Regions from separate parts of the Homo sapiens genome. Here regions 2, 3 and 4 are each linked to region 1. The links are chromatin contacts, found by Hi-C or POLR2A ChIA-PET in ENCODE. All regions are on one chromosome and are shown on one strand. Each heading gives the region's core, a stretch centred on a gene start or an enhancer-like site at or near the end of the contact. The rest is flanking DNA. Distances are from core to core; before and after follow the strand shown. Region 1 holds the start of TXN (thioredoxin). Region 2 holds the start of INIP (INTS3 and NABP interacting protein). Region 3 holds the start of SLC31A1 (solute carrier family 31 member 1). Region 4 holds the start of PTBP3 (polypyrimidine tract binding protein 3).

What was found. Hi-C counts contacts between places; a loop is a spot of excess contacts on that map. ChIA-PET counts read pairs that join two places held with the same protein, here RNA polymerase II (POLR2A). Pooled maps may share reads with other maps.
Region 2: a pooled map shows a loop between it and region 1 (16-fold over the local background). The contact joins the promoter of INIP here to the promoter of TXN in region 1. A Hi-C loop is called at or near these places in 2 of 37 single-sample maps with no recorded cell type and 8 of 50 pooled maps.
Region 3: a loop to region 1 is called in a map of CD8-positive, alpha-beta T cell, with 25 times the contacts of the local background. The contact joins the promoter of SLC31A1 here to the promoter of TXN in region 1. A Hi-C loop is called at or near these places in 5 of 168 maps with a recorded cell type or tissue (B cell, CD4-positive, alpha-beta memory T cell, CD8-positive, alpha-beta T cell and 1 more), 5 of 37 single-sample maps with no recorded cell type and 16 of 50 pooled maps. POLR2A ChIA-PET finds 5 or more read pairs at or near these places in 1 of 52 experiments (PC-9).
Region 4: a loop to region 1 is called in a map of gastrocnemius medialis, with 8 times the contacts of the local background. The contact joins the promoter of PTBP3 here to the promoter of TXN in region 1. A Hi-C loop is called at or near these places in 1 of 168 maps with a recorded cell type or tissue (gastrocnemius medialis), 3 of 37 single-sample maps with no recorded cell type and 19 of 50 pooled maps.

Annotation. Positions count from the first base shown.
Region 1 is chr9:110,255,055-110,257,874 of GRCh38, forward strand. TXN (thioredoxin) reads right to left here and starts at 1,453. Exons shown (of 5, transcript NM_003329.4): 1 at 1,358-1,453. The coding sequence starts at 1,381. RefSeq lists enhancers at 645-974, 1,717-2,820, 1,845-2,044, 2,085-2,134 and silencers at 1,045-1,294, 1,465-1,704.
Region 2 is chr9:112,716,672-112,719,401 of GRCh38, forward strand. INIP (INTS3 and NABP interacting protein) reads right to left here and starts at 1,446. Exons shown (of 5, transcript NM_021218.3): 1 at 1,316-1,446. RefSeq lists an enhancer at 1,028-1,127 and a silencer at 1,498-1,657.
Region 3 is chr9:113,220,042-113,222,948 of GRCh38, forward strand. It overlaps SLC31A1 (solute carrier family 31 member 1), which reads left to right and starts at 1,503. Exons shown (of 5, transcript NM_001859.4): 1 at 1,503-1,637. FKBP15 (FKBP prolyl isomerase family member 15) reads right to left here and starts at 1,236. Exons shown (of 28, transcript NM_015258.2): 1 at 1,150-1,236. The coding sequence starts at 1,202. RefSeq lists enhancers at 1,035-1,164, 1,275-1,384, 2,225-2,414.
Region 4 is chr9:112,332,159-112,334,932 of GRCh38, forward strand. PTBP3 (polypyrimidine tract binding protein 3) reads right to left here and starts at 1,461. Exons shown (of 14, transcript NM_001163788.4): 1 at 1,312-1,461. RefSeq lists silencers at 826-1,315, 1,466-1,785 and an enhancer at 1,535-2,505.

The DNA of each region.
Region 1 (2,820 bases), core at 203-2,702:
CAGTGGCAATCAACATATGAGGAAAAAACACTGAGAGTCAATAATAATCAAAGGAACAAAAGGATCGGGGACACATTGCAGACACACTTCTGTTTCCGAAGCCCACCCGGCACCAAACAGGTCAGGGCACCCGAGGCGGGCGAGGACCCGCCCTCCTCTGCTTCCCGCAGGTAGGGAGGGGTAATCGCAGGGTAGGCGCTGGCGAGGGGTCTTCTACCGTTCGAGCAGTATCAATTTCCTCCACTCACTTTTCTGACGCTGCATTTAACAAATATTTCTGGAGTGGCTACATTGGACTAGACACTGCGCGTTAGGCTCTGGGTTTCCCAGTCTACAAGGTTTTAGGCTTGCAATAACTTTCAAACATGGGAAGGCTGTTTCGCCTTGGGCATTTTTAAGAGGACAAAACAACGATCGGGATACCGATAGGTCGGCGAGCAGGCAGCAGGGCGCGGCTGCTCCCAGGAGGAACCCTGGCTCCAGCAAAACCCACCGACTGAGGGTGAATCATGGACGGGCAGGGCAGCCGAGGCCCCCGGGCCCAACCTTGGGGACTCAGTCATTCCAAAGCCACTGCTGCCGGAAACGCGCCCTGCGCCACAGGAGTCCCGTGGGCGCGGCCCGGACCTCACTTCCTCGCGGTCACCTGGGGCCCTCGGGCCTCCTGGACAGACCTGCACGTGCCAGGGGGTCTCCAGCCGCAATCCGCCCCCTTAGTGCGGATACAGCACGCGTCACCTTTGGGGTCGGGCATGGGTGGAGGCAGGCGGGGGTCTCCGGCCTAGACCCGCTCCCAAAGGGAGATCACTACCCCCGCTGCGGGTGGATCACTTCACATACGGAAAGGCAGCGGCGGCCACCGACCCGTGCCTTCTGCAAGGGCCCTCCCTATCCTTGCCTGGGGCCTGAATCTGGATACAGATGGGGGGCCAAGGGCGGACCCCTTCCATTCCCTCATCTTCCTCCAGTCGGGGCTGCCCGGACGGGAGGGTGCAGGAGGCGCAGCGTGGGGACTCCTCACGCTGTCTGCGCTCTCACATCCCCCGGACGCTCCCCGCGTGCGTGCAATCCCCCGAGGAACAGGGTGCGAGAAACGCTGGGCACCGCCACTCCGCCCTCCAGGGGACCCTCGTCCTTCTCCTCCCTTCCTCCAGGGCAGGCTCCACCGCCTCGGGCGCGCCCAGGCCGCTGCTTCCCGCAGTCCCAGGCCGAGACGCCGCGTCCCTTTCCCCTGGCGATGCGGAGGGGCGGCCTCCGCACCTCCCGCCACCGCCTTCCCCACCTCCCGCCACCGCCTTCCCCAGTTACAGAGGCCGCGCGCGGCGCCGGCACCCTGGCCTTCCCCGGTAGCGCGTACCTTGCTCTCGATCTGCTTCACCATCTTGGCTGCTGGAGTCTGACGAGCGGCTGTAAGGACCGATGGAAATGGATCCAAAGCACCAAACAGAGCTTCAAGACTCGCTGCTTGCTCTCTCCCTTTATAAACTGGCACGCCCGGCGTGCGTGTGGCGGGGGCGCGCGCGCCCGGCCGGACCTCCGCGCCCGTCGCTGCGCCCCGGCCACGCCCCGCCCCTGGAGCCTGCGAGCCGGGATCGGGGCGGGGCTGGCGCAAGCGTGGGGCGGAGCTCCAGGGCTTCGGCTCCTGTAACCCCAAGCCCAGCTCGCACTCCAGCTGGAAGTGGGGATCAGCACTGCGCGTGACGGTGGGAGGCGGGGAGACGGACAGTCACCCCCAGAGACACAAGGTCCCTCCCGGGTCACCTGGGGATGCGTCCGCCGGGCCTGAATCGAACACGCCCACGCTCGAGATGGGGACCGCCCAGGCAGGGCTGGATTCCTCGAAAAGGGCCGCCACGCCCCGGCCCCCCCAGCCACGTGAACCCCACAAAGTGCTGAGTAACGGTGACCGGGAAGTATCTCGGTGTGTACGTCCTTGCCTCCTCTCCGGAATTTACCGTGACCGTTCTCTTCTCTGTAACCTCCTTCTGTTCTTTCATTTTCACTGCTGAGCCCGCTGCTCCAGCTTGACACAGCGGTTTAGTGCGGTAGAAACGACCGGGGGACTGGTTGGGCTCTTGACCATCAGACAGCTGCGTGTGAGATGGAAGTGCCACTGGGTTGAGCTCTGCAACTTAGTTACGCAGTTGTGACCCTGGAAAGGTCCTGACCTCCTGAAGTCTCAGTGTTTCCTTCTGTAGAACGGGAATCATGATGGTCTCAATCTCACGGTGGTGGTATTTTGAGGGTTAATAGTGCTTGCAAAGGACGGTGCTTGGCACATAGTAAACACTCCATAGATAGTTCTTACTGTTCGGTGTCTTGCAGGGACTGATTGGGCCTGGCCACCTTATACAGCATTTACAATGGCACAGCACGCACACTTGTGTGAGATTCTTCTAACAGAGGCAGACTCCTGGAACAGAAGTCGGAGTTTGCATTGATCCAGGAATGCCTGTTGCAGGTTATGTCTGGCAGGGCTGGGGATTGTGGAAGGTGGGTATGTTAGCTGGCCTTGTGGAGCCAGGAGGGCCTGTCAGCGGCTGGAAGTGGAGGTTGAAAAGCTGCTCACAGGAACGAGAGCTAGAAGGCTGGGAGGGAGAGTCCCAGGTCTGTGTTTTCAGAGCTGAGCTGTTCCCGATGAAGCTGCAACTAGGTGTGATTGCCTAGGGGTGGTGATACTGCTGCCTGGCTGCCCCCTGAAATCCCTGGCTTCCTTCTTTCACTCTTTCAGACAGAGGAAGGGAGGAAACCAGAGGTTTTGAATCTATTGTGCAAAGTTTCTAGGGGGCTGAGGAGCACGGAGCATGAATATGGATATAG
Region 2 (2,730 bases), core at 196-2,695, 2.5 Mb after region 1:
CGCGGTGGCTCACGCCTGTAATCCCAGCACTTTGGGAGGCCGAGGCGGGCGGATCACGAGGTCAGCAGATCGAGACCATCCTGGCTAACATGGTGAAACCCAGTCTCTACTAAAAATAAAATTAAAAAAAAAAATCAGCCGGGTGTGGTGGCAAGCGCCTGCAGTCCCAGCTACTCGGGAGGGCGAGACGGGAGAATCACTTGAACCCGGGTGGCGGAGGTTGCAGTGAGCCGAGATCGCGCCACTGCACTCCAGTTTGGGCCACAGAGCGAGACAGCGAGACTCGGTCTCAAAAAAAAAAAAAAAGAAAAGAAAGAAAGATACATTTGAAATGTACACAGACTGAAACAAATGTAAACTCTGCTAGTGCCTCAAGCATTTAATTAAATACGGCATTGTTTATTCTTGCAGATGTTCATACCATTTAGCATTACTGTCTTTAATAAACGTCATTAGGTTGTATTTACCAAATATATCAACCAATTGATAGAGTCAATATAATCATGGTGCTAGGAAGAAAAATCATTCATCTATGGTGTCTCTGCATTCGTCTAAAACACATACCCAAAAACTACTGTGTACACTGAAAGCTAAAAAAGGTAAAGGAGTACTGTATCTGCTCTGCACCATACACTGTGTAACATGCTCGAAATTAGTTCCTTTATTTATTTATCACCATTTTATAGATGAGGAAACCGTACCCAGGGTCATAGAGCTAGTAGGAATTATTTGGGCTGCTGGTTTCCAAACTTCGTGCTTTCGTACTAAATCCTGGGGAGATCCAAGATGAGCAAGACCCTAATCCTGCTTTCAGAAGGGAAAATAAAGTCTTATTCAAGCAACCATACTATTAATTAAAAAAAAAAAAAGCTTAACAAACCCGCTCTTTAAAAGGTGGGCACAGTGCCGGAGGCAAAGAATTGATTTCATTGGCAGCAAAGAGTGATGCCTTAGTCTAGGGAGCCCGGGAAAGACACAAGGGATAGAAAACAGACACCGGTTTTTAGTAAATGAATCGTTAGGTGTCTCCAGCGGCTGAAACACAGAGCGAGCAATGCGGGGTTAGGACTGGAGGACAACAGGGCCATCTTGTGACAGGGTAGACTGGCGTGCCAGAAAGGTCCCTGCCTACGGATGTGCAGAGCCGGCTGGGCCCGGGCTGTGAACGAGACGAAGGAAGCAAGTAGGAGCCAGAAATGTTAGGTGGCAAGGTCGGAAGGGAGGTCGCTGCCTGTAGCAACAAAGACGGCGGCGACAGGTTAGCACCGGAGCCACACTTTTCTATTGCCCGGTGCCTCCAGACTGTCGTACTTACCTGGGACCCGAGGACACCGGGACCGCCTCTCCTTACAATCGCTGCTCTTAAAGGGGGCGCGACCACTTAGGCAAGAGGAGCTCAACTCGCGGCACTACAACCTTCCCGCCCCCGCTGCGCTTCCGCCTCCTGACTGACGTGCGCCCCAGGGAGCGGAAACCCCGCCTCCCGCCGGGACCCAACGGCCACCGCCCGTCGTGATTCGCACTTTAGCGGCCACCTCAGTGCAGACGTCACTTTTTTTTCCAAAGAGTGACAGTCGAAGAGGCTCACGGGAGATGCAAACGGTACTTTTGGGGGCTGGGCCAGGGTGGGGCGTGGCCCGGGGCGGGGGAGGGGCGGGGCTGCCAGGCAGGGGCGGGACGGAGAACACCTGGGTCCCTAGCACCAAGACTGGCTTTTTATTCATTGCCACCGCCTGGCCGGTCTTGCGACGGTGCGAGTCCACCTCGGCTGGGCCTCGGAGGAGGGGCGACTCTAGAAGCTAAACTCGCTTTCGAGCTTTAACAACCATCTCGGATTGCGCATCCGCACACACACACACACACACACACACACACACACAAATTCAGGAATATTTTTTGTCTACAGTTTACATAATTATACACAATGAAAGCACTGAATATGGAGGATTTTTATTACAGTGCAATAATCTGCATTTAAGAAGTGGATGTGCCACATCGCAGAACACCAAGTTGCCACTAGTGGGATCACCTGCTGCCCACCTGATTCCAGCACAGTAGATAGCTACACATTTGAATTAAAAGGTAATCGTATATTGACATGTGTTCAAATTGCACTCTTTTTAATTTAAAAAAATATTTTTTATGGTGACAGTGTCTCGCTTTGTTGCCCAGGCTGGTCTTGAACTCCTGGCCTCAAGGGATCTGCCCACCTCAGCCTCCCAAAGTGCTGGGATTACAGGCGTGAGCCACCTGCCCTGCTTAAAATTGCAGTGTCTTAATCTCTTCCGAAAGATACATTTGAAAAACGCACAGACTTAAATCACAAATGTAAGCTCCCCAAGCGCCTCAAGCATTTAATTAAATAGAATGGATAATGAATTTGAACATATGTTTTTAATAATTGATGTTTGCTCAAGAGTAAAATGTTTATGATGCACAATTTTCTTGTGCATGGATCAATGACTGAAATAATCGTTTCAATATCAAGTATTTATTTACTGAAAACCAAGCATGTATTTACTCTATACCAAGCAGCTATTGAGTGCCTTCTACAATGCGAGGTGCTTCCTGTGCATCAGCTCTGGTCCTGCTGTTCCCTGATTTATATTTGAGACTCATGTTTCTTGCTCTATGTCAAGTAGCGAGCTAAGATTCAAATTTAAAGATCTGCCAGATGCTAAGGCCTGAGTTCTTAAATCTCACACATTGCCTCTGCTCTGGAGGAATGAA
Region 3 (2,907 bases), core at 253-2,752, 3.0 Mb after region 1:
ATTCATCTATTAACTCATTTGTTTATGTATTGTCTATGACTACTCTCACCCTACAAGGCAGAACTGAGTATTTGTGGTTGCAATAGAAACCACATGGCCCAACAGATCTGGAAGCAACTTAAGGGCAGGCACAGCAGTTTAATCATTTTTGTAACCTCTTAGCATTTAGCAGAATAAGGGGCATATGTGGTGCATTTGTCATTTTTCCAGTACATTCTTCAGCACGCACAAAATTTGTTAAGCATATGTTCAAAGAAAAGCTCTGCAATGATCAGAGCTTGGTAGCTCACAAGTTTGGAGGAAGTCAAGCTGTCCACTGGCACAACACAATGGAAAAGGCTAAACTGACTACTAAAAGAGACAAAACCCTTCCTCTCTTTAAAGATTTCTATTCCAGGCTGGTATATATTAATATAATGCTTGGGGAAACTGGAGAATGACAGAAGTCTGTTACGTTGGTTTTAAGCTTTAAGCTTTACAAAGTGCAATTTCGCAGCTATTATTCATTCAACAGCCACTTCCTGAGCACTCACTATGTGCTAGGTACCATGCTGCATGCTAGACAGAAATGAACACCATAAGCAGTCCCTGTCCGGTGAGGACTCATAATCTAATAGGTGCGGGGTATAAGAATAGAGGCAAACACACCTAGCTGCAGGAATAAGGAAGAGAAAGCAATTCATTCTGCCTGAGGTTGCAGAAGGAAAAGCATCCAAAACGTGACATCCGAGCTGGGCCTTGAAGAATGCTAGAGCTGACCCACCAAGGCCTGGTTCTAAAGTGTCTTCGCCTTCTCCATGGAGAAAAGAAGTCTCACATCAGCCCCAGCTGACTCCTATAAAAATTCTGAGGCAGGAAGTCTCATCAGCAATCATTCCCATTTCACCGGAGAAATTGTGACCCAGAATGCAAAAGGCAAACCCAGGGCTATCTTCCCGCCAAGAGAGATGCCGGGTCCCGAACCTCAGATCGGCAGGGTCAGCACAGTTGCAAGTTCTGCCCAGATTCTGAGAGGTGTAGAGCACCGGAATGTGGCAAGGGTCTCCCCCCGGAAGTTGGGAAAAGGCCTGAGAAGAGATCGACCCCCCTCCAACAATCCGCCGGTATCTCTCAGCCACGCCCTCCAGCGCATACTTCTCAGTCACTCACCCGCCGCTCGGCGAGAGGAAATCGGTGTCGTCCTCGTCCCCCGCACCGAACATTGCGTTGGCTTTCACCGGGTTGCGGGGAGGAAGCTGGGTATTCCCAGAGTCCCAGGGCCTGTCACCGCCGACGTCGTAAAATGCCGCGGCGGCGTGCTGCTTTCCGGCAGGGCGAACTCCAGCACGGTCTCTGGACCGAAAGTAGACTGGGCTCTGGAGAAGGTGGGGCAAAGGCAAATGAGAGGCTCGCGCGGGCACGAGCGCCGAGTGACGTCAGGCCTCTCCAGCCCGCAGCGGGGCGGAGCTTCACAGCCCCTTGCAGGGATTGGTCGGTAATGCTAGGGGGCGGGAGGGGGCGGGAAATCCTCGGCCTCGGTGGCGGTGGTGGACACGTCGAGCCGGGTAGAAGTGGAGGGGCCGTTCGAAGAGTCGTGAGGGGGTGACGGGTTAAGATTCGGAGAGAGAGGTGCTAGTGGCTGGACTTGACCTGGAAAGGTAAGGCTTCTCTCGGCCCCTCTTTCGCACCCCTGTGCATGGGTACCGTCCTTTTCCCAGCGGGACAAGGACCTTCCTCGCCGCTTTCCTCAGCTCCGCGGAAGGAGAAAGAGCTCGGGACTGGAGGGTTAAAGACTGGGGCTTCGGCCCGGCCCCTGCAGTGGCATAGCCAGAGTGACCTTGGGCCGGGGTGCTCGGTGCCTCAGTTTCCCCGTGTATGCAACCGGCCATTTGTCCAGTTCTTCCATGTGCCTGCTGGTCCAGAAGATTTTAGAGCTCAGAGGCCATGGATTTCAATCCCGGCCTCCTCGTAATCTCAGAATTTACAGATAGGGAGACGAAGGAACTAAGCACCCGGGTGACTAGTCCGAGGTCACAAAGAGTAAAGGGCAGACTGAGACTGGATTCCTCGTCCTTTGATTCAGGACATAGTGAGCTAGTGGGTGAACAAGAACCTTATCAGCCCTTAAGCACTGTGTGCCCTTACAGAGTGACTATTGAAAGACTGTAGCATACACCTCGAGGAAAGTCCCCTTTCTAGAGTCCACCTGTATTCTACGCGGATGAGGTGCAGAAGAGCTAAGATATTCTGGCGGTGGGTGATGGAAAGGAGGATACTTTGGAGGCAGACACATCCCCACCCCAACTTTGGCGTGGGTTTCCCTGGGTCTTCCTGCGACAGCCCTAAATCAACATCAATTGTGGCGGACTCCTCTGCCTCCAGTTTCCACCCTATCTGTATCTTACATAAGTATTTCTTTGGTTAACCTGGTATCATTCTCGAAACAATCCTGGGGTAGTCCTGGCTTAGACAAGGTGTGGCTAAGGAGATAGTGTCCCAGCGTAGCGTCCACAGACTCACTGGAGTTCTTGGGCTTCCCCTCACAGTCAGGTTGGTACTACAGGTGTCCCTTACGTGAATGTTTCAATCTGTCAGTATGAAATTGAAATGAAATGATTGGTAGCTCCCTCCCAGAGAACTTTGCACCTCCTGGCAAAGATGTTAAAGCAGCGAAGGCTCACAGTTGGAATGATGCAACTGGAATCTAAGCACTAGAACCGGAACTGGAACTAGAATCTAAGGACTAGCACTAGAACTGTTGCAGTAGCTCTGTTTAGTGTGTGAACTTGGCTACCTCTTGGAGGTGTTGGGGGAGTAACTGGATTAAGTACCATGGCACTTTCTAATCCCTCTCCCCAACACCGGTCACTGTGATTGCAGCACTGAAACATCTAAATGTTTAACAGAAAGAGCTTGCTAGCCCCTGGC
Region 4 (2,774 bases), core at 211-2,710, 2.1 Mb after region 1:
CTGTGTACCCAAAAAAGTTATAATTTTAAGAAATTTTTTGAAGCTTCAATCAAATAAAAATAAAGAACATCACAATCATGAATAAAATCTAAAACTCCACTTTGATGTCTGTAGCAGTGTGCAATCTGCATTCAAATGAATCAATCCGAAATGTCATATACACTTAATATTGTGAAACTAAAATAAATGAAATCTAATGAGGTCAAAAGCTGTTGGAAGATTTCATCTTCAAATAGCATATCATCAACTGTATGGCAACATGTGAACGACTTTTACTGTTCTAGCAAGTTGCATATATTCCACAACCTCACAGAAATCTTGTCATCAAAAGTAGGTAACAAGCTAAAAAAAACCTCAAATACATAATGGGAATAAACCGAGTTGGAGATTTTTTTTTAATCCGTAGGTACAGATACTACAACCTTCAATTAATTCACCAAAATCCTAACATAGTTGTTACTTTAATTACCAAAATATGTCAAGTCCCACCCCATATCCCTGAGTCCCCAGAGAACAGTTTATATACATAGACTCTAAATCTTTTTATTTTGGTCACGGACCCCCATTAAATTTTTGAGCATTTGAAATGCCCCCGAAAATCGCTCGTACATCATATTTTACATACACGGGCAGATAATTCATTAAGTTTCTTGGGGAGAGAGAAAGGTGAGGGGGAAGCGTCCATGGTCACTAAGTCCAGACCCCTGGTGTCGAGAAAGCGTTAACGTATCTCACAGCACAAGTCGGGAGACCTCGGCCAAGTCCCGCGGCGGCCCTGGGACCCCGCGTGGGACCATGGCTTGCGACCAGGTCGCCGCCCAGACGTGTACCGACGCGTGCACCCGCCGTCGGCCGCTCGCCCCACCTCGCCGGTAAACAGCAACTCCCCCGGCAGGAGGACGCCCGCCCCGCGCGCCGCCTCCGCCTCCCCCAGCGCCGCGCACCATTTTCTGAGAGGAAGTGTCGGGAGGCCGAGCTGGGCTCCCCGGACTCGGGGCGCGGAGGGCGGACCTCGGCACCGCGGCCGGACCGGGCTTTCCTCTGCTCCCGGGTGTGTCGAGTAAGGCTAGGAAGCAGCGGACGTGTCCGGGGCGCCGCGTGGGGAAAGGAGAGCCTGCGGCGGACGGCAACTCCGCGATTCCGGGATCCCCACCGAGACGCCCGGAAGCCCCGCCGTCGGGCTTGGCCGGGGCCGCTCCTCCGGCCGCCGGCGCCGCGCACTGCTCCCCAGCCCTTACGCGTCCCGCGGAGAGCCGGGTGGAAGCGGCGCCAAGGCAACCCGGTGCGGCCGCCGCGCCGCCTAGTACTTACCCATCCATGGCCCAGATGGAGGCGCGCACAGAGCAGGGACTGACGGGCTAACCGCGAGCAGAGGAAGCAGGCGGCGGCAGCAGGGCGGTTCCGGGGACAAGCGAGCTTTGGCTCTGCGGAGCCCCGGCCGGTCCGAGGTGGAAGGAGAGTGGGAACAGGGGCGGGGACCGGGCACGCTCCCGCCACCGCCGCGCCCCCGCCTTCCCCACCCCGCGAGCGCGTCCCCGCCTAGCCCGACCCCGCCCCCTCACCGTCCCCGCCCTCCCTCGGGGCCCGCCCCTGCGCTCGCGCCCACCCTCGCCCCGCTGGCAGCCGGCCTCCGGCTCAGCTCTGGGGCGCCCTCTTCCCGCGGTCGCTGTAAGACCCCGCCTCTCGGCCCCTCGGCCCGGCGCGCGCGCGCGCCCCCAGCCTCCCTCCTGCGTTCGCGGGAGCGCGCGCCTTGTGCTTCCCGCTCCGCCGCGCACCCCGCCCGCCCTCCCGCGGCCCCGCGGGCCTTCCGGCTTCGCAGACCGGGCCTGCCAGGTTTGAATGCCTCCCTCTGCCGGCAGGAAAAGCTATGGGGACCTGACTCCCAAGAGTAGGAAGGAATGTCCCACAAGGACCCCAGAAACGAGGTGGAATTGCCCCGGGTGCGCGAGGCTGTAGATGACACGTCCAGGGACCAGCCTCTGGCAGCCCGGCGCTGGAGTCGACCGCTGGGACCGACACCAGCCCCATAGGTGTGGCTGGGACGATGAATGAGGTGAAAGAGGCTGCCCGGACTGGAATTTGTATACAATTTAAGTATCTGAGTGCATTTCGACCTAACCGTCTAGTATTGAATTTATATGAAAAATTCATTGTACAAACATGGAATGGCTATATTCCCAGCATTTTTTAAAAGTTTACTCATTATTCCCTTTTTTCAGATGAAAATACATATACAAAGAGAGTGATTTGCTCACAGTTTCACAACCAGGAAACGTTTGCACCAGAGCCCTTCCCTCTGGTCTGAGCAAAAAGTATATATATAATATAACGAGTGACAACACGCTTGCTTTTTTCCCTTTTTAGTGAGAAATTGAGTACTTTTTCAACTCACAGATCACCAAAATGTAACCCCCTAAACTGTTAAGCCAAATTCTTAACCTACTGAGTAAAAAAGAGCGGGGCTCCTCCCCGTGGCTTCGTCATTTGAAAAGCAACTAACAAGAACCTCAAACATCTATCCTTGCTAATTTCCTGCTTTCAGATCAGTAGGTGCTGCTAAAAAGATCTAAACTGTGGACTCATTCATCATTCAGTCAGTATTAACCTACTATGTGCCGGGCACTGCATGAATACACAAGAAAATCAGGTTCCAGCCGTCACTGTTGAATGGATTCTTCAGTCCGTTTATGTATATTTTTGACATACAACTTTTCAAATAGGTAGAGTAATTCGGTGAGGTAATTCTTAAAGTCCTGTATCTAACCTCAGTCCCC